Regions from separate parts of the Mus musculus genome. Here regions 1, 3, 4 and 5 are each linked to region 2. The links are chromatin loops, found by intact Hi-C in ENCODE. Cell type or tissue: heart. All regions are shown on one strand.

What was found. Peaks named below come from ENCODE experiments on the same cell type or tissue, not always from the same donor. Only the 100,000 strongest peaks of a DNase experiment are listed, where the experiment ranks them.
Region 1: it touches region 2 in a loop (3-fold over the local background); 3 of 42 quality-filtered maps call a loop at or near these places.
Region 3: it touches region 2 in a loop (3-fold over the local background); 7 of 42 quality-filtered maps call a loop at or near these places.
Region 4: it touches region 2 in a loop (6-fold over the local background); 16 of 42 quality-filtered maps call a loop at or near these places.
Region 5: a loop joins it to region 2, with 3 times the contacts of the local background. A loop is called at or near these places in 7 of 42 quality-filtered maps.

Annotation. Positions count from the first base shown.
Region 1 is chr12:111,086,824-111,091,823 of GRCm38, reverse strand. The region is part of intron 3 of Rcor1 (REST corepressor 1); the gene reads right to left. Among named protein-coding and RNA genes, the nearest start is that of Rcor1, 50 kb to the right of the region's middle. In heart, a CTCF peak has its summit at 3,349 (motif pointing left); a DNase peak (open chromatin) is centred at 2,453.
Region 2 is chr12:111,410,974-111,415,973 of GRCm38, reverse strand. It overlaps Lbhd2 (LBH domain containing 2), which reads right to left. Exons shown (of 4, transcript NM_001101503.2): 4 at 3,882-4,250. The coding sequence ends at 4,129. Among named protein-coding and RNA genes, the nearest start is that of Exoc3l4, 4.0 kb to the left of the region's middle. In heart, CTCF peaks have their summits at 2,435 (motif pointing right) and 3,276 (motif pointing right); DNase peaks (open chromatin) are centred at 2,453 and 3,833; H3K4me3 peaks cover 1,357 bases; H3K27ac peaks cover 2,132 bases; H3K27me3 peaks cover 897 bases.
Region 3 is chr12:111,341,882-111,346,881 of GRCm38, reverse strand. It overlaps Cdc42bpb (CDC42 binding protein kinase beta), which reads left to right. Exons shown (of 37, transcript NM_183016.2): 2 at 1,259-1,350; 3 at 4,773-4,856. Among named protein-coding and RNA genes, the nearest start is that of Cdc42bpb, 33 kb to the left of the region's middle. In heart, a CTCF peak has its summit at 2,750 (motif pointing left); no DNase peak of the experiment used is centred here; H3K4me3 peaks cover 55 bases; H3K27ac peaks cover 71 bases.
Region 4 is chr12:111,270,248-111,275,247 of GRCm38, reverse strand. Amn (amnionless) reads right to left here and starts at 4,152. Exons shown (of 12, transcript NM_033603.3): 1 at 4,084-4,152; 2 at 3,433-3,551; 3 at 3,306-3,350; 4 at 1,018-1,105; 5 at 672-889; 6 at 400-537; 7 at 186-294; 8 at 9-91. The coding sequence starts at 4,126. Gm51960 (a long non-coding RNA gene) reads left to right here and starts at 1,512. Exons shown (of 3, transcript XR_003950150.1): 1 at 1,512-2,470; 2 at 3,223-3,428; 3 at 4,033-5,000. In heart, no CTCF peak of the experiment used is centred here; a DNase peak (open chromatin) is centred at 2,647; H3K4me3 peaks cover 2,475 bases; H3K27ac peaks cover 1,261 bases; H3K27me3 peaks cover 5,000 bases.
Region 5 is chr12:111,331,211-111,336,210 of GRCm38, reverse strand. Cdc42bpb (CDC42 binding protein kinase beta) reads left to right here. Exons shown (of 37, transcript NM_183016.2): 5 at 37-185. Among named protein-coding and RNA genes, the nearest start is that of Cdc42bpb, 44 kb to the left of the region's middle. In heart, CTCF peaks have their summits at 1,922 (motif pointing left) and 3,015; no DNase peak of the experiment used is centred here.

The sequences.
Region 1 (5,000 bases), 320 kb after region 2:
TTCATCCTACTACAAGGACAGTTGCTCAACCGTGCTCATTGCTGCTCTATTCATAATAGCAAGGTACAACCTAGATGTCTGTCTGTGAATGAATGAAGAAAACGTGGTATATTTACACAGTGGAATATCACTCAGTTGTTTATAAAAAAATGAAATCATGAAATTCACAGGTAAATGTATGAAGCTAGAAAAAAATCATCCTAAGTGAGGTACCCCAGACCCAGAAAGACAAATATGACATGTGTTGGTGTCAGCTATAAGTAACTATAAGTAAGCTACAATCCATGTTGCCACAGAAGATCTGTGTAGAACAGGGGATGAGCGGGCTGTGCTGAGTCACCCTAAGACGGGAAATGGAATACACAGTCACAGACGAATAAGGGATGGACTGGAAGAGGATCAAGCAGGAAAGGGGAGGGATGGGGAAGAGGGGAGGAAATACAGGGACGGACAGCTAAAACTAGGGCCCATTTAAGGGGTTGTATAGACACCTAATACAATAGAAGCTCCTTAAAATATATACATGGAATAACAGGGAGACAGACCCCAGGATGGACATCACTTGTCACCTAATGAAGTCTCCACTGCCAGGAATGGATTAAGTCCTGTCGCATTGTGGGTCAAAGGGGCCCCATGAGAACCTCAAACAACTCAACACTGTTCCCAAGGTTCCTGAGGTCCTGTTCTGAAGACAGCACTTACACAACTCCCTGAGCTAGAACTTTGGTCCCAGTACTAGGGAGGTGGATCTCTGAAATCTAGGCCACTCAAGCCTACACAGTGAGATCCAATCAAAAAATAAAGAAGTGGCAGGAGCAACAGTCCAGCAGGCCAGAGCACTGGCTGCTCCTGCAGGACTCAGGGCCAAGTCCCAGCACCCACACAGCAACTGACAATTATCCCTAACTCCAGTTCTAAGGGTCCAAAGGGCACAAATACACTTAGGTGGACAAACATTTATACACATAAAGTAAAATAAATAAATCTAAAAAAATAACTCATCAAAAGGGCTGGAGAGAAGGCTCAGAGGTTAAGAGTCAGCTCTTCCAGGTCCCGAGTTCAATTCCCAGCAACCACATGGTGGCTCACAACCATCTGTAATGGGGTCTGATGCCCTCTTCTGCTGTGTCTGAAGACAGAGACAGAAAAACAACAAAGGTAAGACAGTTTGCTAAGTCAATGATGGTGGTATCTGCCCCCAAAAGTAGAGACAGCACAGGCCAGCTATGTTCATGAAGGGTCAGGATCCAATCCAAGCTCTGCCTCTATTTACTGCGCAAAAAAAGTCAAGACTGACCTTGAACTTGTGGCAATGCTTTTAGTGCTTCGCTATAGCAACTTATAGGTTTCTACTATTTAATAAAAATTTCGGTTACTATCATTTTGGATTTACCTTCAAGACTGTGACCCAAAGGACTGGGCTTTAAAAAATTAAAATGTGGTCTGGCAAGGTGGCTTTGAGGTAAAAAGAAGCACTCATTGCCAGTCCTCACACACACATGAACCCTGGAACAAGGAGAGGGTCAATGCAGCAAGCTTCCCTCTGACCTCTACACCTGCAACAGTGTGAATATACACACCCAAAATTTAAATAATTAAAACTAAAGTGCAGTTGTTCAAGGTAGTGTGCCTAGAGAGCAGCCAAGTTTCCCAAACCAGCCAATGCCAGCTACCATGAAGACAGAGTTGCTCCGCTCTCATGTCCACCAACCTAGCCTTGCCTTGCCTTGCCTTTCCTTTCCTTTCCTTTCCTTTCCTTTCCTTTCCTTTCCTTTCCTTTTTCATCTATTTGTTTGTGACAGTGTCTCTCTACGTAGCCCTGGATGTCCTAGAACTTGCTATGTATGTAGGCCAGGCTCGTCTTAAACCCAGAGACCCCAACTGTAATTTGTTTTGAACACTGAGTGTCCACTGTCCCCAGCAGAGCTCGGTCGCCTAACTGGGAACATCAGCCACGGGCATCCACTCTTCTTGCTTTTCTTGAAATGTTCTTCGGAGTTAGTTACACAAATACTAATTTTGGTAGGCCTCTCTGCTACACTACCTGGTCCTCACTTCTCTGATTTTCTGAGAGAGGTGGACACCTACCCCCCACCCTACTTTGCACAGGACAGCATTTGGTACAAGCGATGAAATGGGAGATATGCATTAGCTAAAAACTCCCTCATGGTTAAAAGCCCTTCCATGAAAATAAACTTTCCGCCTAAGAAAATCAACTCTGCTCTCATAAGAACAAAAGCTTACAGGAGCTTAAAGGAAATGAAATGGCTCAGGAGAAACACAAGTCCCCTGAGGATCTCTCCAGGGGAGAGTCCGTGTCTGTCTCTGTAAGGGGCTGAGGGGTCCTGTGCAGAACCTCTTGGGGACCAAGGCAGGAGGTCCACAGAGGTCACACAGCTTAAGCAGCAGCACAGTGGCTCTGTCCCCAGGGCATCCTGCCCACGCTTGGGAGAGGAGAGGCCTGTCGCTGACTGACTACTCCCACTGACACCCGCCTGCAGGTCAGAAGCCTCAGACTCAGCACTGGGCAGACTCCGTCTGCGCTGACATCACCACCATGGCGCAGTGCAGGGCTGTTTACTTGACAATTATATCCAAACAGGCCTGGAGAACCACCTGATATTAACTCTGATGGTGACAGATCTGCACCACTGTGATCATAAAACAGAGACTGTATTAATCCATGGCTTTTTAGGGTTGCAGTACTCACTCACTATTTGGTGTAGCTTGAACAGAGTAAAATACAGCATGATCAAAGGAATGTGATAGAGGCCAAAGGCAAGTAACAAAATATGCCTTGGCTTGCGCTTTGTTTCTATGTTAATATTTTTAACCCAATGAAACAAAGTCCTTAGAGTAGCAAGAGTTTCAAATTCAATTGCAAAAGAAAGAACAGATGAAAGCTGCTATGGTAACCAATTCACCCTTCCCTCCCCCAGACACTGCAGATTCAGAAACTGTCATCCTGAGTCGGTTACAGAGTAGGAGGCTCAGACCATAAGGCAGGCTGAGGACAAAGCTTATGGTCTTAATGGAGCTTAGAAAAAGACTATAACGGTTTGCAGTGGCACTAGGTACTGCAAAGGAAACACTACAGTAATTTCTGTCATGGCTTAAAATTGAGACTGCCAAACATTTCTAAAGAATGTAATAACAAGATTGGAGATGCTGCTCAGTAGAGCGTTATGCCTGGTGTGCACAAGGTTCTGGGTTCAATCCCCAGAACAATGGAGTATGATAAAAAAAAAAAGACCATGGCATTTCCTTTTATTATTATGAAAGAAGTTATCCCTAAGACTCACATAGAAGCAAAAGGAACATTTACGTACAACAGTTCTGCCACCTGGTGGACAAAGACATTACTACAGCCAACATCTGAACCCTGACTATCTTGAAGGAACAAGAGAAGGCAAGTCAGAAACAAGATAACTATGCTGTTTGTTACTATTCCCACTGCGTGCGTGCCCATTCCCCAGCCACCAGTGAAGACCACCATGGAGAGACAAGAGATGACTGCTCCATCCCAGCGCACAGCGCAGGAGGCTAAGTTCTCTTCAGGTCTTAAGTGTACTTCTCTGTAACTGGATAATTCTGTCCTCTTTTCCAGAACTCACATTTGCATATCAGTGTAAGAGTGAGCAGACCAGGCACACCTTTACCCTCAGCCCTCAGGAGGCAGGTGAGTCTCTATGCGGCCAGTTTGGACGTCACTGTGAATTCCGGACCAGCCAGAGCTACATGGTGAGACCCTGTCTCAAAATAGTCAGACACACACACATCCCTTCAACTCTTCCAGACCTGTCCCTAAGCAGGGAGCTGAACACTCACAGCAACCTTATTAACTGTGTGTACTTGGCTGTGCACGAAATAATTCAAAGACTCAAGATCTGCCTGGCTTTAATAGGGAGGGTGGGGTAGAGGGCGGCATAGACTAAGACAGTGCGTCATCTCTCTATTCTTGAGCAGAATGGAAAGAAAGCAGCCTTGGCTTCTCCTGAGAAACTGCTAGCTGAACTCCTTTGCTCGACTACAGAACAAGGATGAGACTCTTCGTCAGTCCTTCATAGAGTATTAGGAAAACATTTAAGATACACACGTGTAAACAATTATCAAATCAACTCTGTCACAACATTTCTTTTTTGCAGTGCTAGAAATCACACCTGAAGTTCCTTCCATCCATGACAGGCAAGTGCTCTCCTACTGAACACAATCCCTTTTATGTTTCTTTTCTCAGTCCTGAGAAACAAATCTAGGCCTTTCCTATGTTAAATCAATTTTCTGCCTCTAGGCAACACCTTCAGTGCCTAACGTATATTTGTATTTTTGTTTGTTGGCTTTTCGAGACAGGGTTTCTCTGTGTAGCTTTGGCTGACCAGAAACTGAGCTCTATAGACCAGGCTTTTCAGAGTATTGGGATTAAAGGTGTGTACCACCACTGCCAGGCTCCTGATATATTTATTTCATTCATGCCCCAAACTTCCTTTTAATGACTAGAGACTGCCTTACAAATGACTCATTTCAAGGCCACCTTCAACTAGGTCTTAGGCAGGCAGGATAGTGGCAATCGGAAAGCTGTTTCCATCTCTGAATCCCAGTGCCTTGAGTGGTTTACCTGTCTAACCCTGTATTTGTAGGCCTAGCAGTGAAGCAAGCTGTATACTACAGGAAGCTGACCTGCTTCACCCAAGTCACTTCCTCTCTATGCCTGATCCTTCTGGGCATGGGGGACAAAGTTAAGAATATGTTGAAGGGGGCCAAGGGGACTTACAAATCCTACCACTTTCAATGCTGCAACCTTGTGTGAAGCTACTCTTCATTCAGCACAGACACTGTGGACACTGCTGGAGAAACAGGCTCTTCAACAGCTTGCAGCACAGGCTGCAGCAGGATAGTCTATAGTAAATTATCTATTGTATGTATCAGAATCCATCCTCCAACAGACTTCTTAGATCTACTTTATGGCTAGTGCTACTCCCTGTAGCTATTTGGGCCCTTGTGGA
Region 2 (5,000 bases):
TGTGATCAACGCCTGCAGAAGGCCTTTCTCCCCCGCCAGCTATAAATCTTTGATTTTTCTAGGAATTTCCTCCACAAAACCCCTCACGTATAGAGAAGACATGTACTAAACTCCTTGAGAAAGATCATCAAATTGTTATTGCATACAAGACATCTCCATCACCACTACCACTCATTTATCAGAAGAATGGGAAATGGAGAAAAATAATGCTTTCTTGGTAACCTCAGAGATACAACTTGAGAGTCACCAAGACCAGGGATCTATGGCTAAGGTTAGGGCAGCTTAGTCCCCTGCTGAGCCCCCCTGAGCCGGCTGACTCCTCCCGTGGGCATGTCTTACTTTCTGCTATTCTCCCAACATGTCCTCCATTAAGTCTTACTCTTTCCCCTAACGTCACGTGTAATCCTATGTTAAAGTTTTATTAAAGATCTTTAATAAAAATCTCCAACTCTACTTCAGACTGGCTAGTCCTAAAATTCTTTTCTTCACTAAAGACATAAGTCTCCATTTAGCATAAATTGGGTCTGTAAAAGACGAAGAGGGTCTTAAGGCTGGCGAAGGTGACAGCGCAGTGCTGTGTCTCTGCATCCTCTTCTGGGAGACAACATAACAGCTTAACTATATACCCAGCCTCCCAGTTGACCTGACTTTAACTGATTGTCTTTTTAAAGACCCTATCTCCATATAAGGTCATGTTCTCAGGTTCTGGAGCTAAGGGTTCAACATATAAATAATGGATTTGATGATACAAGGCATATTACATCACCCCATGCTATTTGGAGACAGGCCAAGTCAGACAGAAGCCATCAGAACCACCTCCAGGATGCCCTCCAGTTAATTACTTTTCAGTAATTATAGCTCCCTAGGTGGAACTACCAATCCAAGCCCAAGAGGTACCCGGCTGGACCTTTCCCCTCGGCTCAGCCTGACCTGCCTATTGGCTCCCTTTAAGGAGGCTGCCCTGGGCTCAGGGACCTACCCACCACCACACAGTCGACTGGAGATACCAAGACTGTCTCCAACTCAAATGTAAGTCCTGGGATCTCCAAGTTCAAATTGCTTGAAGTCTAGCCTCATAAGTCCAAGCAGGAAGACTTTGATCTCTTTCTGACTGCTGTGTCTATGCTGCCTCAGAAATCTAATACCCAGGACCAGGAGGATTGTTCTAGGCCTCTCCCAAAGTCTCACCAAACCCCGGACTGAGCATGCCCATGAGGCTGTGATATGTTCTTCTTTGATTTTGTTGCTGGTTGGTATTTTTGTGTTCTTAAACATTCTTTTCATCAAAGTAGAATTTTAAATTATATATATGTGTGTAATATATAATTTAAAATTATATATAATAATATATAATATAATAAAATAACACTAAATATATATTTAATTTATTAAATGTGTTTATTTTATTTTATGTGTTTTGCCTGCAAATATGCGTGTGCACCATATACATGTATGGTGCCTGCAGGGGTCAGAGGGGGACAGATTCCCTGGGACCGGAGTTAGGGATGGTTGTGAATCATCAGGTGGGAACCGAACCCAGGTCCTCTGCAAGAGCAGCAGGTGCTCTTAACCACTGGGCCACCTCTCCAGCCTTAATCTATTTTTTTATGTGCATGGGTGATTTGCCTACATGTATGTCTGTGCTTTCCGAGTGTCATGTCCTCTGGTCACCATGAGAGTGCTGGGACCCAGGCTTAGTCCTCTGGAAGAGCGGATGGTGCTCTTAACTGCTGAGCCAACTCTTCAACTCCAAGTCGGCTGGCCTTGAACTTGCTACATACTTGAGGATGACCTTGAATTCCATTCCTGCTTTCATCTCCCAAGTGTTGGGGTTGCAGTAAGTGCCATTACACCCAGCCAGCAACTTGTTCGATTTTTCCATGTTGCCTTCCCCTGGCTTTTTCAGTAAAATCCCAGCGGAAAAGTCCCAGCATAGTCTAAGAGAAGCCCAGGCGCCAGGGCAGTCAAATTGAGATCAGCTGAGGGCCGTGCAGGGGCCAGCTAAGAGGAGAGGCATAGCTAGAACACCATAGACACCGAGAACGTCAACCCCAGCTCCCCACGACCTTGGGAGAGGCATCTTTGTCTCTAAGCCTTATTTACTCTTAAGTAAACAGGATTGTTACTGGGATGATGTGAGTTCACCTCACCTGAGGACCTGGCTTCTAGGTAGGCAAGAGCAGAAGGACCCTCCACAGATGTTTACCTGTCTAGGGGTCAATTTTGCCCAGAATGCTAAGGGGCCCAGATTGGAATCCATTCTAAGACTGGGGAGGCGGAGTTTACCCTGTGTCCCTGGCGGCTGCGGGGGTCTGGCGGGAGCGGGGTTGTGGGGCCCGAGGTGTGTGTGGATTGTGCCCTACTCTCTCTGAGGCCAATTTGCAGCCTGCTGGTGGACCTAAACGCACCAGACGGTGGCGTCTGCTGTTTTTAAGCACTGACCCCGGCGGACGCTAGGGGGAGCCGCAGGCAGATTTCAGGTCTCCTGTGTGCTAAGGAGAGGCTGGGCTAGGCTGGACTGCTGAGTGGGTGTGGCGTCCGCTCTGGCCTCACCCGGGCTCTCTCCCACTGCTTAGGGAGAAGTGGGCAGAGGTCCGACCCTCTACGCCCCCTCTAGCTCTCGGACCTCCGGAATGGGTTATCACTACACTGGGGCTACCCTGGTAAACCACGGAGAAAGCCTGGGCTTGGGTCCCAGGAGACACCCCCGCCCCTCTCCAAGGGCCCTGGACTTGCCTTCTGTGGGACCCTGTTTAATTGGGCATAATCCTGCCCGGGAGAGAGGTGGTGCAACATCGCTCCTCGTCCCGGTCTGCTCTGCCTCTCGGAGTGGACAGCACTTCCTGCCAAAGGTCAGCCCCCTGAGGATCCCCACACTCCCTCCCCATTTCCTAGTCTCACTGACCTTTCTCAAAACCCACAAGGAGGGCTGGGGACAGGGAGGTTCTAGGACAACAACACTTCTAACCCGTGAACCCTGGCAGGGCCCACGTTGACAGCCTGGACCCAGAGCACCCACGGTTTTAAATTTAAAGCAGACTTCCAGGCAAACTTCCGCACCTCCCCTCCCACCTCTGGCGTTTGGGGGCCAGGCTATATTTAGAAGGGAGGAGGGCTGGAGAAATTGCTTTATTCATCCTGGAGGTTAGCAAGGAGGCCAGGAGAGAACAGAAGGCCTGTGTCTCCCACAGCCCAACCAGCTCACCCATGGTGGGGCCTCGGCCTGAGGGCTTTGTTGAGCTAACATTATGGAAACTTCCTAGTGGCTAGGCCCTGAACTTCCTCAGGCTTGGCCAAGGGAGGGCAGTACATCTTAAGAGGGAGCCCTAGGCATGGTCAGCTTTCTACTCCCCAAGTCAGCCCTGATGAGGTACCATAGCTCCCCTCTTGGTTGTGAAGAGACAAGACCATCATTCAAGGTAAGAGGAGGTGCTTGCCCACCCAAGGTCACATATGGGTGCTGTGGCCAGCTTGAGGGTCCCTCCATAGCTTTGGGCAAAACCGGTCCAGGGCACCTCATTTTGAACCTAAATTTTTCCATCTGTAAAATGGGACTTTTTCAGGGAATTAATATAATCTGGGCTGGAAGAAGACCACCCCTGATGCCCTAATGTACCCAGGATGCAGGGTACAAGGGGTGCCTGACCTCCAAGGGATCTCTAACAGAGGTAGGAGGCCACCTGGAAGAATGGCCATAGGCAGTCTAGGCAAGGAAGAGTAGAGAGAGGGTCCCTAGGCAGAGACAGTGTGAACAGCCTTCTGGCTCTGCTCAGCCTGGCATTCCCCACCCCGGGCTGAGTGCCAAGCACCAAGTGCTTACCATCCAACCTTCTGACTTGCCCAGCCTCAGAGAGACTAGAATACCACTAGCAGAAGCAAACTTGTGCCCAGCAGCTCAAGTACCCACGAAGGTGCCCGTAGCCACCAGGAAGGATGCCTTTATTTCTGCTTCAAGCCACTGAACAAAGAGGGGTATGTTCCAGATCTAGACCATGGAGCGCAAAGGCAGGGGCTGGGGTCCTGGCCACACCCAGCCAGACAGGAAGCTTGGCGAGCTGGGCCTCCTGTGTGGGCCCAGCCTTTTCTGTGAATCAGCCTGTCATCCTGGGATGGAGGTCCTCTTGGTGGTCAGAGAGTAGAGCCTGCCACACCCGCATCTGTTACTGGAGCAGGGAATGCCTGGTGCCCGGAGCTGGCACCCTGGATGACATCATCATCTGCTTCCTTCCCTGGTGGACTTGGGGAAGGAGCTGAAAACAAGCCAAGGAACGAAAAACAAAAACCAAACATAAAGCCCAAAGCCTCTCTATTGGTGACAGCTGTAGCTCCATTGGTCCTGGGGGATCTGAGGTGAGCCTTTGGCAGACATCTGGACGGGACAGCCACTCCTTCCCCGGGGCGGTTGGGAAGGAAGGGGTGATCACACCCTCGTTTTAGGCAAAGAGAAGGAGAATGAAGCCCAGCTCTGGAAGCCTGAAGCAGCCCTCCACCGCCCTGCCCTGTGTGTCAGGGAAAGGTATGGCAGAGAGAATGTGGCAGCCTGAGGGTCTCCTAACAGCCCACACCTCAGTGGTTACCTAAGGGACAGCAGCCACTGCTGCTGTCTCTGCTGCTGGCCTGACACAGGGTGAGGGAGCTTTGAGAAAAGGTGAGGGCCATGGGTATAGATCCCTTCAAGGGCCAAGCTGGATAAGGGCTGGTATAAGGACTAGCCCAGAGGCTGAGGTCTGGGGAGAGGAAGGAGGTTTGTGTGGTTCTGAGCATCTGTCATGGGAGCTGAACTCACGTCCTCACAGTGAGAGACCCTCCACAGGCTTCAGAGAATAAGGACCCCAGGGAACAGCTCAGCCCTCGTGCCTATAGCTTTCAGTGGCTTACGAGCCCCTCTGGAGGCCCTGAGGACTAACTGAGGACTAACTGAGGACTAACCTGAGGACTAACTGAGGACTAACCTGAGGACTAACTGAGGACTAACTGAGGACTAACTGAGGACTAACCTG
Region 3 (5,000 bases), 69 kb after region 2:
GATGTAAGAAGTAATACATTTGCTCAGTTTGGCCCAACTGCCTAACATTCTAGAAACTCTTATAGCCAGGTGTGGTGGCGCACACCTTTAATCCCAGCACTCTGAAGGCAGAGACAATCGGATCTGTGAGTTTGAGGCCAGCCTGGTCTATAGAGGATGTCCCAGAACAGCCTGGGCTACACAGAGAAAGAAAGGAAACCTCTAGTAATTAAGACCAATGGAAATTAGCATAAAATCGGTTTGGGCTTGAAGGTAAGAGCAGGCATACAAGATGCAACCAACATACTTGCCAGGTAGGCCAGATCATGAGCAGGAGAGGAGGGGCAGTGATCAGGAGCCAGACCTCACCGTGCTAGCCCTGTCCCTGTCCCCTGCTCTCCTGGGAGAAAGGAGAACTCTCTGTGAATTATTGTCATATACTGGAAGATGTGTGTGTGTGTGGGGGGGGGGTGCTCAGAGTCACAGAGCTCTGCCTGTCACAGCTGCATGAAGGCTGAAAGACCAAGGCATGGTCTATTTCCTTGAAGGCTCAGGAAGGAACTTGTTTGCCTGTTCCAGCTCCTAGTGGCTGCCAGGTTCCTTGGTATTAACTGGTTTGAGGCTGCTTCCCTCTCTCCTCTATCTTCCTGTGGCTTTCTCTCCCTCCTGACTCTGTCCAAATTTTATTACTCTAAGAACACCAAATACTGGGCTGGAGAGATGGCTCGCTGGTTAAGAACATGCAGTGTTCTTGCAGAGGACCCAGGTTCAACTCCCAGCACCCACATCAGGCGGCTTACAACTGCTTGTAACTCAAGCTCCAAGGGATGCCCCTAACCTCAGACACATGCACACACACAGACAGACAGACATCTGTGTACGTGTAAGTAAATAGTAAAAGTATTTTTAAAAGACACAATCTTGTAGGCTTTAGGGCCCACTCAGTTGTGGTGTGTGATCTCATGTTAACTTGGTCACATCTGTGAAGACATTGTTTCCTAAGAAGTCCTATTTGAAGGAGCACTTCATCCCCGTTCTAACACACCTTCCAAAGCCCAGCAATATGCTGGTTGCCCGTCTCAGTGGACCAACCTCGGATCTAACCAGGAAAGTAGAGGGGTTACCAGATTTTTGCAGCAACTATATTTGTTATAGTAGATACTGAAGCATTACTGTTGACAGCCATCCGTATTCAGAGAAAGCTGCTAGTGTGGTGCCGCCATCAGGTAGGGTTTAGGAGAGTGTCGTGTGCTGGACTAAACTGTGTTTCTCCTTACAGCCAAGCCTTTCACCCAGCTCGTGAAGGACATGCAGCTTCATCGAGAAGACTTCGAGATCATCAAAGTGATCGGGAGAGGAGCCTTTGGTGAGGTAAGAGAGACCCCCCTCCACGTGGCCCAGGCAGTACCGGCTCCTTACATCTGGGGGCTGATACTGGTATCATCTGAAGAGCTCTGGGCGGGTAAACAGGACCAGCATGATGTATTGATTAATGTTGTTATCATGTCCTATGGTCAATTTTATGCTAATAAAATTCCTTCCTTCATAAAATTCCATCGTTTTTAGGAAGATAGCTCTGTGTGTGTGTGTGCGTGCGCGCGCGAGCGCCCCCCCTTTCCCCCCCTCCCGCATGCGTAATATGTCTGAATATGTCTGTTTGCTACATATTTGTACCTGGGGGGCCCTGTTAGAGGCCAAAGATTGACATTAGATGTCTTCTGTCACTCTCCACCTCAGGCTTTGAGAGACAGTCTCACTGAACCTGAGTTCAGCCGGGCTGGTTTGATCCGCCCCTGCCTCTCTATGCTGGGTTACAGGGGTCTAGCATCCTGTGCTGGGATCACAGGGGGTACAGCATGGCATACTGCTTTGTTCTTGGGTCCTGGGGCTTGAGCTTAGGTCCTGCAGACGGAGCCAACGCCCAGGCTTCACTTGGTACCCAGGGTATGGAGCTTGCTCTTGTATACACAGCAGGCTGATTGCTGTAGAAATGACTGCATCAGAAACTAAAGGGATTTACCAGAAGGGAAAACTTCAAGCTTAGATATTTGTGTTCTGTGCCATGGTTTTAATAAACTTACATGGAGCTTGAGTCAGTGTTAATAGTATTATTGATTTAAGAGGCAAAGATGCTGGGAATCGGTTTATAAATCCTTTTTGGGTATATTATTTAATCAGCTGGGCAAACCTGGGCCAGGCAGGGCAGGTACCACCTCTCAGTGCTTGTCCACGCTGTGCTTGTCCACGCTGAGAATCAAGTTGGTCTTGGTTCTGGGTTGGAGTCTTTTGACTTCAGACTTTTTTCTTAATTGCTTAGGAAACATCCTCTTGTCAAAGCTCCTTCATTATATTCTCACTCCCTTAGGGTTTTGAGACGTGCTCTCTCTCTATGCTCTCTCTCTATCGTTCTGGCTGTTCCTGGAACTCACTATGGAGACCAGGCTGGCCTCAAACTCACAGTTTGCCTCTGAGTGCTGGGGTTAAAGTCATACACCACTATTCTTGGCCTTTAGTTCTCTCTTAATAAGAGTTCCGTTTACTCATGATTAACCAGCATTTCCTTCATTAGAAAAGAGTTCTTTAAATTTTTGTTATTTTGAAGTTTTAAGAATTTAGAATGGGAAGTGGGGTTTCTGGAAAGATGTTGGAGCAGGAACCACTAGACATCTGCTTCCTCTCCTTGCTAGAAGTTATTTGTTCAGAATCTGTCTAATGAAATCTATTTGGAACTCAAGTCTATTAGCTTGCGACCTCTAGAGGCAGCTTGATGGTTAAATGTGGTAGATTTTGGTCAGCTTATTAGCAGATACCTATGTCTCAAAAGTGATCCTTTGAAATACTTGAAGTTTGGGCTGGAAAGTTTCTGGTACACCAGATGAGAAAATTATTCCTTGTTTATTTTGTAAGTAGTTTTATAGTAAAGCTTATCCCACAGACAAAGTTTTTTTTACACTAAATTTTACTTGAATGTTTCATTTCTACATATTCTTAATGGATGTTTCTCTGTGACACACACATTCTTCCATGCGTTTTATCAGCTATTTTGTTGGTTGTCCAGATGTGTATCTTGTGAGGAGTGAGGCTTGTGAGAGTTCCAGTGTTGAGGGTCTTGTTCTCAGCATCCAGGTTCTTGTGCGTCCCCTTCAGAGCATCTGAGCTTGTCTGAAGCCAGCTCTGCTGTCCTCTGCAGCAGTGAAGCCAGAATGGCTTTAAAGTGGCAGCGCCTCATTTGCTTGCCCGTGGCTGGCTCTCAGGAGGGAAGAGCCTCTCTGGTACAGCAGTGGTCTTGCACCCAGAGCTGCTGATCTGCACAGAGACTGTTTCCTATTGACTCAGCTTGCAGCAGGCTTGGCTGTTGCTTTGTAAGCCACAGATAAACAGCATGGAGGCCACTAAGAGCAGCCACCATGCTGATGTGGATGTAGGGAACGTTGTGTAGGGCATCCCTACTGGACTCAGAAGGCCAGTGGCTGTGTCAGGGGACGAGCATCATGGAAGAGCCACTGTCATCCAAGGAAGACATTGAATTCTGGTTGTCATTTTTTTAAAAATATAAATTGTTCCTGTCACTTTTTTAAAAAGATTTATTTTATGTATATGAGTACACTGTAGCTGTATAGATGCTTGTGAGCCTTGGGGTTGTTGTAAATTAATTTTTTTTTTAGACTTCTGCTTGCTCCAGCCCAAGGATTTGTTTATTATTATACATAAGTACGCTGTAGTTGTCTTCAGATACCCCAGAAGAGGGCGTCAGGTCTCATTACGGGTGGTTGTGAGTCACCGTGTGCTTGCTGGGATTTGAACTCAGGACCTTCAGAAGAGCAGTCAGTGCTCTTACCCGCTGAGCCATCTCACCAACCCCTCTGGTTGTCATTTTAATGTAGGCTTTAAAAGCTTGTGCTGGCCTGTGATTCCACTGCTCCTGTGCTGCCATTTAGTCCCTTCCTCACTAAAAGTCAACAGCTGTGGACAATGGCTGTCTAGCATCCATCCCGGGAAGGATTGTGAGGACACATGGCACGTGCTTAGGATGCGTCAGTTCTCAGGGTACCTCGGTGGTGGCATTGTGAGGTGTGTGCTGCTTAGGAGAGAAGGTGGTTCTGTCTCAGAGCTTAGTGTTCCGTGGATCATCTTAGTGCAGAGACACTTGGCCTCCCTCCAAATGGCGGCACATATTGTCCTGAAGGAGCTGTATGTGAGTGGGAAGTGACGCACACAGTGGCTCATCTCGATGCTACTGGTCATGATGGAGGTCACTAGGGGTGACAGAGACGCCCTGAAAGAGGTGTTATTACAGTCAGGCCTGAGGGTGCTTCTAAGCCTCTTTTGCTATACTCTAGACCCGCACAGCCACTACCTCTGTGAAGCAAAGATTCACATGAGTAGCTGGTAGATGCCAGCAGGGAAGGTGGACAGAGGCAAGAGGGAGAGGGTGAGGCGTGTGGAGATTGCCCCTGGTACAAGGAGAAGCTACAAGCCAACATAAAAGGGCCGTGTTTGTTTTCACTGAAAATCCTCAGGTGTTGTTCAAGGGGAAGACAGGGAACCCCAGTGCCCATTGCTTAGTCCTCAAGTGTCTCTTTACCTGAGCCAGGTGGATGCATCCAAGCTACAGTGTGGTTAAAGCCAAGTTGTCTTGTTTAAAGGGCAACTCTCTATACAGAAGGCGTCTCTCTCTCCCCTCTCTCTCGACTCCCCTTCTCTGAGTTCCCAGCCAGTTAAGATGAACTTTTAGATGTGCAAGGCTTTTGAAACATTAACTAATTTTTTTTTAATTCTAATTTACATTCTAGGTTGCTGTTGTCAAAATGAAGAACACTGAACGAATTTATGCAATGAAAATTCTCAACAAATGGGAAATGCTAAAGAGAGCAGAGGTATGTGTGGAGTGCACAGTAAGTAAAGATGGTGTGTGTGTGCTGTGTCTATTTGTGTGTGCATGTGTGTGTGTGTGTGCGTGTGCGTGCATGTGCGTGCATGTGTGTGCATGCATGTGTGTGTGTACGTGCGCGCGTGTGTTT
Region 4 (5,000 bases), 140 kb after region 2:
TTCCTTACCTGCTTCAGGAAGAGGTCCAGCAGCCGCGCTCGGTACCGCTCCAGGTCAAATGTGGGGTCGTGGGTCAACGACACGATAGCTCCTGGGACAGGAGGACAGGTTAACGTCACGGACCCCAGCAGGAGAGGGAAGCCCACCGGAAGCGCGTTCCAGGGCGGCGGGAGGGGGACGCTCACCGCAGAGGTCACAGCATTGTCCTTGAGGCAGTAGGGGGTCCTGGCAGGCGGCCTGGGGACAGCGGCCGCCCAAGGGCTGCAGCAGAGACGCGCAGATCCACGGCAGCATCTGGGTGGGGGCACGGAGGTGAACGCAGGAAAGCGCAGCGGCAGCCACGCGCCTCAGCGTGGCCGGGGCCGGCCCTCGCGCTGTGCCCGGTCAAGACTCACTCACCTCGGCGTTGCCACAGACGCAGCCCGACGCGTCGGTGCAAGCTTGGGACCCCACTCTCAGCGCGCCCGACCCGTGGAAGCGCAGGCGGCCCTCGCGGGACGCCAGGAAAGCAGTCAGGTCCTCGTCGCGCGAGAACGTCTGCGGGTGGTGGCATCACCAGCGGCCAGGAGAGCGAGGAGAGAGTCTGAGTGCGCGGGCCCACGCGCGCAGCTGCAGGGTGCCGCGGGGACGCGCACAGGGGATGGGACCCCAGCCCTCCCGTGCCTGCTCACCTGGCCCACTGCCGAGACGCTGCGAACGTGCACCGGGTTGGGGCCTGGGCCAAGCGCCACGCGGAAAGATCCATCGCGCGGGAAGAGGACGTCGTCGTAGCTGCAGGGCACGCGCTCGGCGTCCACGGAGAAGAGCCCGGGCGCCTGAGTCCCGGAGCTCCAGAGGTGCGGGTCAAGCCAGGAGAAGCGATCGGGATTGCGGAAGAGCAACGGGGCGCCTGTGTCACCGCGCACCAACCCACTGAGACCTGCTCCGCCTAGTGCTCCCGCGCCCCGCATTCTATAAGCCCCGCCCCTCTAACCACGCCCCGAGAGCGGGGTTCCGAGCCATGCCCATCTTTCTCACCAGGGTTACAAGCTGGGTCCGAGTCGCCTCCTGCAGCGCTGAGTGCAGCTCCCGAGGCCAGGACCAACTCCCCGTCCAGAGGCAGGAGCTGTGGAAAGCGCAGGGTGAGGTGGCGCATGGTCCGGGCACGCACTTCGACCAACTAACACCTCCAGGGCACAAGGGAAAACCCAAGCTGCGACCTTGGTGGGGAGCTAAGTGAAGTCAGGGCCCGGGAACCTTAACGTGGCTGAGGCTAACAGGAAACCCAGCTAGGTCTCACCAGGGAAAGAAAAGAGAAGGCACACCGGGCACATGAGCCAGGGCGAAAGGACCCCCAACTGAGCTGTAGAGGCGACTTGGAGGATCACATCTGACGCTAAGGAGCAGGGCACAGCTGAGAGCCTGGGAATCCATGGAGCACTTGGGGCGGGAGGTGACATTGCCAGCACCCATCACTTGGAGAAAGTATAAGACAAGGTCTCCCGGGTCTTAGAAGCCAGACTTTAAAATATATCCATTTGCCACTGGGGAAGCGGCTTCAGTTTCAGAGAGAGGGACGCAGGAGAAGGAAGGACATCTAAGAGTGATTTTAGCTAGTTTCGAGGCTCCACTACGGGATCATCTCACCGTTCAAATCCAGTTCTGAGCTAGGACTGTGCTGTGCGGAAGGGAAAGACTGATCCGACACTATTTCCTGGTTCCCCAAGCCTCGGGACCTCATCCCTCCATCTTTGTCCCAGAGCTTAGGGAGACGGGGCCACGGGAGCTGCTCCTCACAGGGCCATCAGGTACCAGTCATCACCCACAGCCCAGGCTCTTGTCCCCACTTGGCCTTGCTAGAGCTTCAGACCTGTCCAAAGGCTCACCCTAGACAGAGGAGATGACATAGGCCAGGTACACCCACGCCAAGGGACTCCACCCACGGGTGGGAACAGACATGATGTATTGTAAGCACAGTGGCACCTCAGGATGGGCGCTCTCTCTCTCTCTCTCTCTCTCTCTCTCTCTCACACACACACACACACACACACACACACACACACACACACACCATGTGAATGGAATGTATTCTTATAAAGAACAGGGCTGGGGTAGAACTCGGGGATGGAACACCTACCTACCTAGCATTTGTGAGACCCTGGGTTCTGTCCCTAGCATCACAATAAACGAACAGAACGGAAGAGGAAATAAGACGAGATTGTAGAAAGCTACCCCACTAGGGACCTAGCACTAGTAGATAAACACCAGGCCTGGTCTAGCTGTGGGTGTTCAGTGACAGGTGGCCACATCCAGGCTCCACAGAAGACGGCAGAGGAGTCCAGGGGAAGGGTGGACATCCAAGTACCAAATTACTGTCTGAGGGAGGCTGAGGCAGAGACATGAAACAATGGGGAGAGCTTTCCAGACCTGAGCTTGGGAAAGCAGACTTCAGCGGAAGCGCCAGCAAGCAGAACCTAATCCACACATGCAGGTATGCTTGATATCAAAGACAGAGACTATCCCAGCTTCCAAGATATGAACAGACAATAAATGGCTGGAGCCATGGCCCACTGGTTAAGGTTCAAGACTGCTCTTACAAAGAATGCAGGCTCCCGGTCCACATGGTGGCTCACAACCGGCTGTGATCTGGCGCCCCCTTCTGGCCTCTAGTGGTTCTGCGTGCACAAGTTGCTTGGAGGATGCTAGTCTTTTTTTGGAGAATTGGAACAGAAGGTGGAACTCCCATGTCATCCCGTTAGGAAATTAGCAAAAGGAAGAGCCAGGCGTGGTGGCGCACGCCTTTAATCCCAGCACTTGGGAGGCAGAGGCAGGCGGATTTCTGAGTTCGAGGCCAGCCTGGTCTACGGAGTGAGTTTCAGGACAGCCAGAGCTACACAGAGAAACACAGTCTAGAAAAACCAAAAGAAAAGGAATTAAGGAAGAAAGGAAGAGAGAGAGAGAGTTCATTCTTAGCTCCAACCACAGGGTCTGAACTAGGGTCTCGGGACCATCAGCCTTTATTTATAAAGCACATAGCCTTAGCATGAGGGGAGGCAGGGGCTGTTTAACCTCTTGCTCCTCACCCTCCGGCTAGCTGGGCCACTGGTAGCTTGTTAACATGGCCTCCAGGAAGGGAAGGGCAGGCACGTTTCCCAGAGCCCACCCTGCACTTAGATACTGTGGGGGAGGGGACAGTGGAGCTGGACTGGGAGACCCCACGTACTCTCTGATGTCCTTTCCCAGAGATTGTCTCTACCCAGAGGCTCCATGGCGGCGCACGACCCAGGGCCAGCCATGCCCGCTGAGGCCACAGCCCCGAGCCTTACCATATCCGAGATGGCGTGACTGTCTCGTACCAGGACCGACACCATCTGCAGCAAGAGGTGGCGTTAGGCGCGAGGCTGACCGACCTCCCCACCTCCAGTTCATCCCCTCAACCCCCCACCAAGGTACCTTGTCCGCCGGGAACTGAACCGCATCTCCCGCGCACGGGGTCCGGTTCTGGTTCCAGTTGGAGGCAGTATCGAAGGAGGTATTGGGGACCCAAAGTTTGTAGGCGGCCCGAGTCATTGCTAAAGAAAGGAAGGCTGAGTGTCGCCTTCTGGGAAGGCGACTTTCCAAAGAGGCGCGGCAGAGGTGCACACAGCGCAAGGCGGTCAGGCCCCACCGCGGCGTTCTCAGGCGCACTCTTAGCTGATCTACAGAACCCGCGCAAACATGCCCTTCTCCTCCCTCGGAACGTCGTCTCTATTCACAGCACTCTGACTGCCCGGGGGGGGGGGGGTCGGAGGGGAATCGGCCCTTAGGAAAGAGCTCTGGCGGGAAGCTCACTGGGGCAGAGAGGGGTCCCAGAGCCCGGAGTTGGCGACCCTGTCCCGATTGTGCACAGAGGAGGCGCCAGGGGCTGGGAGGTCCACGGGAATAGGCTGCGGTTTCTCCACTTCCTGGGCTTTGGAAACTTTACCAACCCACGCCAGAGGACCGGGAAATTGAGGCAGGCTGCCAACGCCACCTCCATATCCCAACCTCTCCTGCGATCGCGACCCTTCCTAGAGAAACCTCAGCCTCAATCAAGGTCCAGACCCAGGGGGACACGGGGCCTACCACAGAGCTGCAGCCACAGCAGGACCCGGCCCAGAGCACCCATCTCTCCGCCGAGGCTCTCACAGATGCGGACTTCGCTCCGAGGGCCCCACGTGACCGGGCGGGGCTGAGGGACAGGGGGCGCCCAGATGTTACACATTTACCTTGGGATCGCCCAGCTGTCTCCTGAGGGCCCTTGGAGGAATCTTCTCAGCGGCTTTAGCATCTGCCCTTTAGGACCCAGGACCCTGGGTACCCAATAAGAGGGTGTCGTCCTGACTTTCCCGGTGACACGGTGTGGAGGTGGCCAAGAACCCTGGAACTCAGCCATCTTTGCCCATCTTCTCCAGGCCTGAAGTCTTAGCCTGGGTGTGTGCTCTGCAGGGATTGTGTGGGTTGCAGAACAGACCGGAAGGGATGTCAAAGGCGCGTGAAGGTCCTGGAAGAGAACAAAGAGAGCTAAGGCAGAGAGTGACGTGCCTGGGTAGGCTGGCCATGAAGGCAGGTTAGAGGTGACAGGCAGGGTGCACGATGAATGGAGAATCACCAGTGAGAGAAATGACGGGTGGGCCAGTCACCAAACGGTGGTGGCAGTGGCTTGAGGAGGGCTTCTGTGAGTACATCATTGACAGTGGCACCTGGTGTTGGATGTTAAATTCCTGATAGCAATGGGGATGACAGTGGCTGGAGAGTGACTGGGCTAATGGTAGAGGGTGGCTCACTGATAGCTGTGGATGAGTGGGTAGGGGACAGTGGGTGGTGGCTGGGTGGGAGTGATGGCAGCTGTAGACATGACTAGGTTGTGTGTGTGGGGGGGAAGAGTGGACCGGAAGGGATGTCTGGTGGATGGCAGACTGAGGATGCTGGGAAAGTGGGGTGAAGATGCTGGTGGGGTCCATCTGCAAGGAGTGTTGGCTGAGGTAACAGGAAGGTCGAGG
Region 5 (5,000 bases), 80 kb after region 2:
TTAAGAGCTGTCTTCTCTTCTCTTTCTGATTTGCAGTACTTGGTCATGGATTACTATGTAGGTGGTGATCTGCTGACCCTGCTGAGTAAGTTTGAAGACAAGCTTCCGGAAGACATGGCGAGGTTCTACATTGGCGAGATGGTGTTGGCCATTGACTCGATCCACCAGCTCCACTATGTGCACAGGTAACCAGCCACCTCTTCATGAAATGTGTGACTATGATATTAAACAGGGCGAAGCCTCCTTTTGGGGTTCCTAGTCTCAGGCCTCAGTCCCAGGCCACCTGAGGAGTCCGGCCGATGACAAGTCTTCACCGAGTGACTAAGCTCGGGCACAGAGTTGTGTTTCCCATCACAACCTGAGCCCCGCAACACCCAGAATGTTGGGCTCCTATTGCTCCAGTTGTGGTGGTTGAATTCCCAACAGCTGAGCCGTAATGGCTTTTAAGGGTCCCTATTTGCCTGGCCTCACTGGCCCGGTGACTCCACCCACTGCACCCCACGCTCTTAGCTGTCCAGACTGGCCCATGAAGCCCTCACAGAGGAGGAGAGGGTTGAAGCCTAGGTGTTCTCTGTCACAGCAGTGGGGAAGGCCAGGAGAGTCACCTGCAGGTGTGCACTCCCTCGGGGCTACCTTTTTCTTTCTCCCATTGCCCGGTTGGTAAAATCGCTTCTGGTGGAGTCTGTATACAGTGCTGCTTGACTGTTCCAGCTGAGCCCTGCGATGTATAAAAGGAGAATTTATCTTTCTCTGTTTGCGTGTCTGTCTGTGCTTGTATACCACATGTGTGGGTGCCTGGAAAACCCAGAAGGGGAGGCCGGATTCCTGGACTTGAGACCGTCCCTCACTGAGCTGGAAGCTGCTGGCTCATCAAGGCTGGGCAGCAAATGAGCTCCCGGGATCTTCTTTCCCCAGTGCTGGGGACTTGAACTCAGGCCCTAAGGCTGAGCCGTCTCCTTGGTCCAAAGTATAATACATCTTACAATTGTGTTTTGTTGCTAGATTTGTTTGCTTGTTTTGGGGAGGGGTGCACGTGTTGTGACGCATATGCAGTAATCAGACAACTGTCGGGAGACGGTCTTGTCATTTACCACTGAGGGATTGAACTCAGGTTGTCAGGCTTGGCAGCAAGCGAGTTTACCCACTGAGCCATCTTGTTGGTCCAAGACTGTAGTTCTTAGATTAGTTTTCATTTCTCTGGATTAAAAGCTTTCCTGATTTTTCTGTATATATTTTTGAGAATCTGTCACTAACGCCCTCAGGTCGTACTCATGTCATCAAGCTCTGGTCACTCAGAATGTCTCCTCTGTTGGTGCTTCAGCCTTTTCAGTCGTGCTGTTCTGGGCTTACCCCTAGAGAGCGCTCTGCTCTGAGTGGGCAGCTGCCTTCCTCCTCCGAATCAGATCCGTGTATCTCTTGAATGTCCGGCCTCCTTTGTGAGGCTCAGCCTCGCTGTGCCGGTTTCTTGAGAAGAGGCTCGTGAGGTCTCGGTTTCTGTTCCATCCATGCTGGTGGCTTGGCTTCATCCACGGAGAGGGGCCAGCCACATGTCACTTCCTGGGATCGGGACATTGCTGCTCCCGTGTCTTCCTTCTCCACAAAGTTTTTCGGAGAGAGAGGTCTCTGGGGTTGATTTGTTCTTTGCTTTTTCTGTTATTCTGGGATGATCCCAGGCCTTGCAGGAGCTGAGCACACACTGGTGCTCTTCTAGGATTGTACCACTTGGAAGGCCTCTGTGAGACTCCCCACAGGAGCACAGCACCCACGGTGACAGGGAGCACAGCACCCACGGTGGAAGGATGGACTTTTCCGTTTCACTGAGTGCTGTGTCATTTCCAGGGGAGAGGGTGGTGCTGGCTCACCAGAGTAGCCAAACAAACTGCCCTTTAGTTCAGAGAGGTTTGATAGTGCGCCCCCTTTTGTTCTGTATGTGAGGGTGCCTCACCTGCTTCTGCGGGTCCTGCAGTTCTGGGATACTGTTAATTGTTTTCGCTACTGGAGATTGAATGTAGCGCTCCCTCCCCATTCTCCCACTTAGCCACAGCACACAGCCCTCCATCATGAGTCTGCTCCCATCAGTGCCCAGACTGGCTTGTGCTTGGGCGTCCTCATCCCTGGGATCATAGGGCTGGGTGTTACCAGGCCTGGCTGTTGCAGTTCAGGTTTTCAAAATGTTTTTATGTGTATGTATCTATGTGCCATGTATGTATACCATGTATACGTGGAAGCCTGCAGAGGCCAGGTGCTTGTGAGCTGCCCAACATGGGTACTAGGTACTGGGTACTAGGTACTAGGTACTAGGCACTAGGAACCAAACTGTAGAAGAACAGCAAGTGTTCTTAATCACCAAACCATCTCTCTGAATACCTTTTATTTAAAAAAAAAAGTGTGTGTGTGTGTGTGTGTGTGTGTGTGTGTGTGTGTGTGTTGGTATGGTTGTAGGCACACGTGCATATGGAAGTTAGCAAATTGCGGGAGTTATTTCTCAACCATGAGGGTCTCAGGAATCAAACTTAGGTCCTCTGGTGACGTCTGTGACCTTTACCCAGGGAACCATCTCACTGGCTCCTGGGTTCTTAATTAGTTAATTTCAGTAGCTGTATGTGGCAAATGACTGCTACATTACAGCCTTGGAGATATAAATTAGGTTTGCCTGGTTTTTATTACATATCCTGAGCCGTACTATACATACACTGTTGGGGCTTGAGGTGAGGTCTTGACGGCCAGATGGCCTGCAGCGGGGTTCTTTTGCTACAGCCTCGCTAATGCTGAGCGTCCAAGCATGCAGTGCCACTCCTGGCCTGTCTATAGTGTGTGTTTTCTTTCTCCCTTTTAATGTTGGAGTCCTAGAGACTGAGTTTAGGGTCTCACTTATCCAGCAAGCGCTCTGCTGGGCTACATCCCAGCTCTAACATTTCCTTCCAAAACAACGTCTAAACTAATTTCCAGCTCGTGTAACGATTGCCAGAAAGTAGAAAAGCATTTGCCCAGATCCACGCGCTGCTGACATCCTGCCCAGTGTCTCCCTCTCCCGTGCGCACACACATGTGCACAGCATCTTTCTAGAGCTGCATTGGTGTGTGTGTTGGATGTCTGAGGATTCGGTGCGTTCTCTTCACAGAGTGTGCTTGGCCTCAGGAGACCTCTTGGTTTATTTTGGGTTTTGGTTTTTGAGACAGAGTCTCTATAATGTAGCTCTGGCTGCCCTGGGCTTGCTATGTAGACCAGGCTGGCCTCAAACTCCCAGAGCTCTGGCTGCCTCTGGAGATGTGGGATTCAGGGTGTGTGCCACTGTGCCCAGGCAGGGAAACTCATTCTTGGTCTTACTTCTGTCTGTGCTCGCATTGGCCCTTGGTCCTTACGTAGTGTGACTCTTCTGTCACTGTGGTAAAACGCCATGGCCAAAGGCAACTTAAGGAAGAGAGTTCCTTTTGGCTTACAGTCCCGGATGGAGAAGAGTCTGCGGTGGCAGGGTTGGGGCCAAGGACCCTGAAGCCAAAAGCTCACACGTTGAATTGAGAGTATGAAGCAAAAAGAGAAGCGGGAGCTGGAAGTGGCTTGGTTTCAGCCTGTGACAGCCACCTGTAGTGACAGACTCCCTCGCCCCCCCACAGCACCAGCTGTGGCCCACGTCCCAGTGCCTAAGACTGTGTGTATCCTTCAGGCCACCACAGTCCTCCGGTGAGAGGCAGATCCAATCACGCTCAAGCCCCACCTTCTCCACCTTTTAAATCCGGAACCCTTCCTCATCCTCCCTGTGTTTTTACGAACGTGGTGCTTTGCAGTAGAACAGGCACGGCTGGTCCTCTGGTCCTGGAGTAAAGCATTCAGTTCACGCTCGGCAGACACTGCCCATCAGTTCTGTGACAGCGGTGAACCAGGTTGCCCCGCGACGACTTGTCCTGCACTTCTTGTGCCCTGAAAAGGCACTTTGAACCCATGTGCATCTCTTCCTCTCGAGTGGCCCCTGACAGGCTCTACCCCGGCAGGCTTCGCGGCCGCCATGGGTGACCTACTTCCAGGCCCTCGGAGCCATCTTCTGCCACAGAAAGTTCTCCGCTTCTCTCTGATCGTCTGCTGATTTCCAGTGTGCGTTCCTTGAGGTCTGTGAGCCCTCTGGGAGGTTGGCGAGTGCTCTCAACTGCTGTGCCATGCCTCCAGCCCCTGTTACACCTGTCTACTGCTCTGCTGTATGCAGACGCCCTAGGTCTGGGCATTAGGTGCATCTGGTGTGTCTCAGCTGCACACAGTATGGCCCTGAGTAGCTGTATCTCCATGTGAATGTCAGTGTGTCTGCAGAGTAATTCCAGAACCAGCATTTCTGGGTCAGAAGACATACCCGCGACGAGCCGTCTTTTTACAGGTTGCTGATCCCTGTTTGCTTTACAGTCCACAGTGTGTGAGATGCTCTTTCCTCTGTATCCGTGCCAACTGCGCATGCTGAGCCCTTGCCACCGACGGCGAGGAGGTGGCATACAGTTGTAGTTTTCCTTTTCCTTTTTTCTTGTGAGGCTGAACCTTTTTATATCCTTGTGTGTCTGCTTCTGAGTTATATGTTCTCACTTCACTAGGGCTTCTGCCTTATTCCTTACAAAGAAATATTTGTCTTTTATCTGCCACTCTGGAGTTTTCTCTTCTTCATCTCTTTTTTTAGCATTTGTTTTTGTTATTTTTAATTCTGTGCATGTATGTTGATTTGTGCATGTCAATTCAGGTGCTCCACCGTGGCCAGAGGTGCTGGATTCCCTTGGGTTTGCAGGCAGTTACGGTCCTCCTGACTACATGTTGTTAGCCACCGAGCCAGCCTTCCAGCCCTTCCCTCTCTTTTTAAAAGATGCAAGATCTGTCTCTTCAGCCCAGGAAGACCTTGATCACGGTCCTCCCTTGCCGTCCGTTGTCTGTCTGTGCTGGGATCAACAGGCACGCGCACGTGGGCGGTCTGTTCCTCGTGGAGCTTCTGGATGTTCTGTCCGACTGACTGCGCTGCCCTCCTCCCCTGC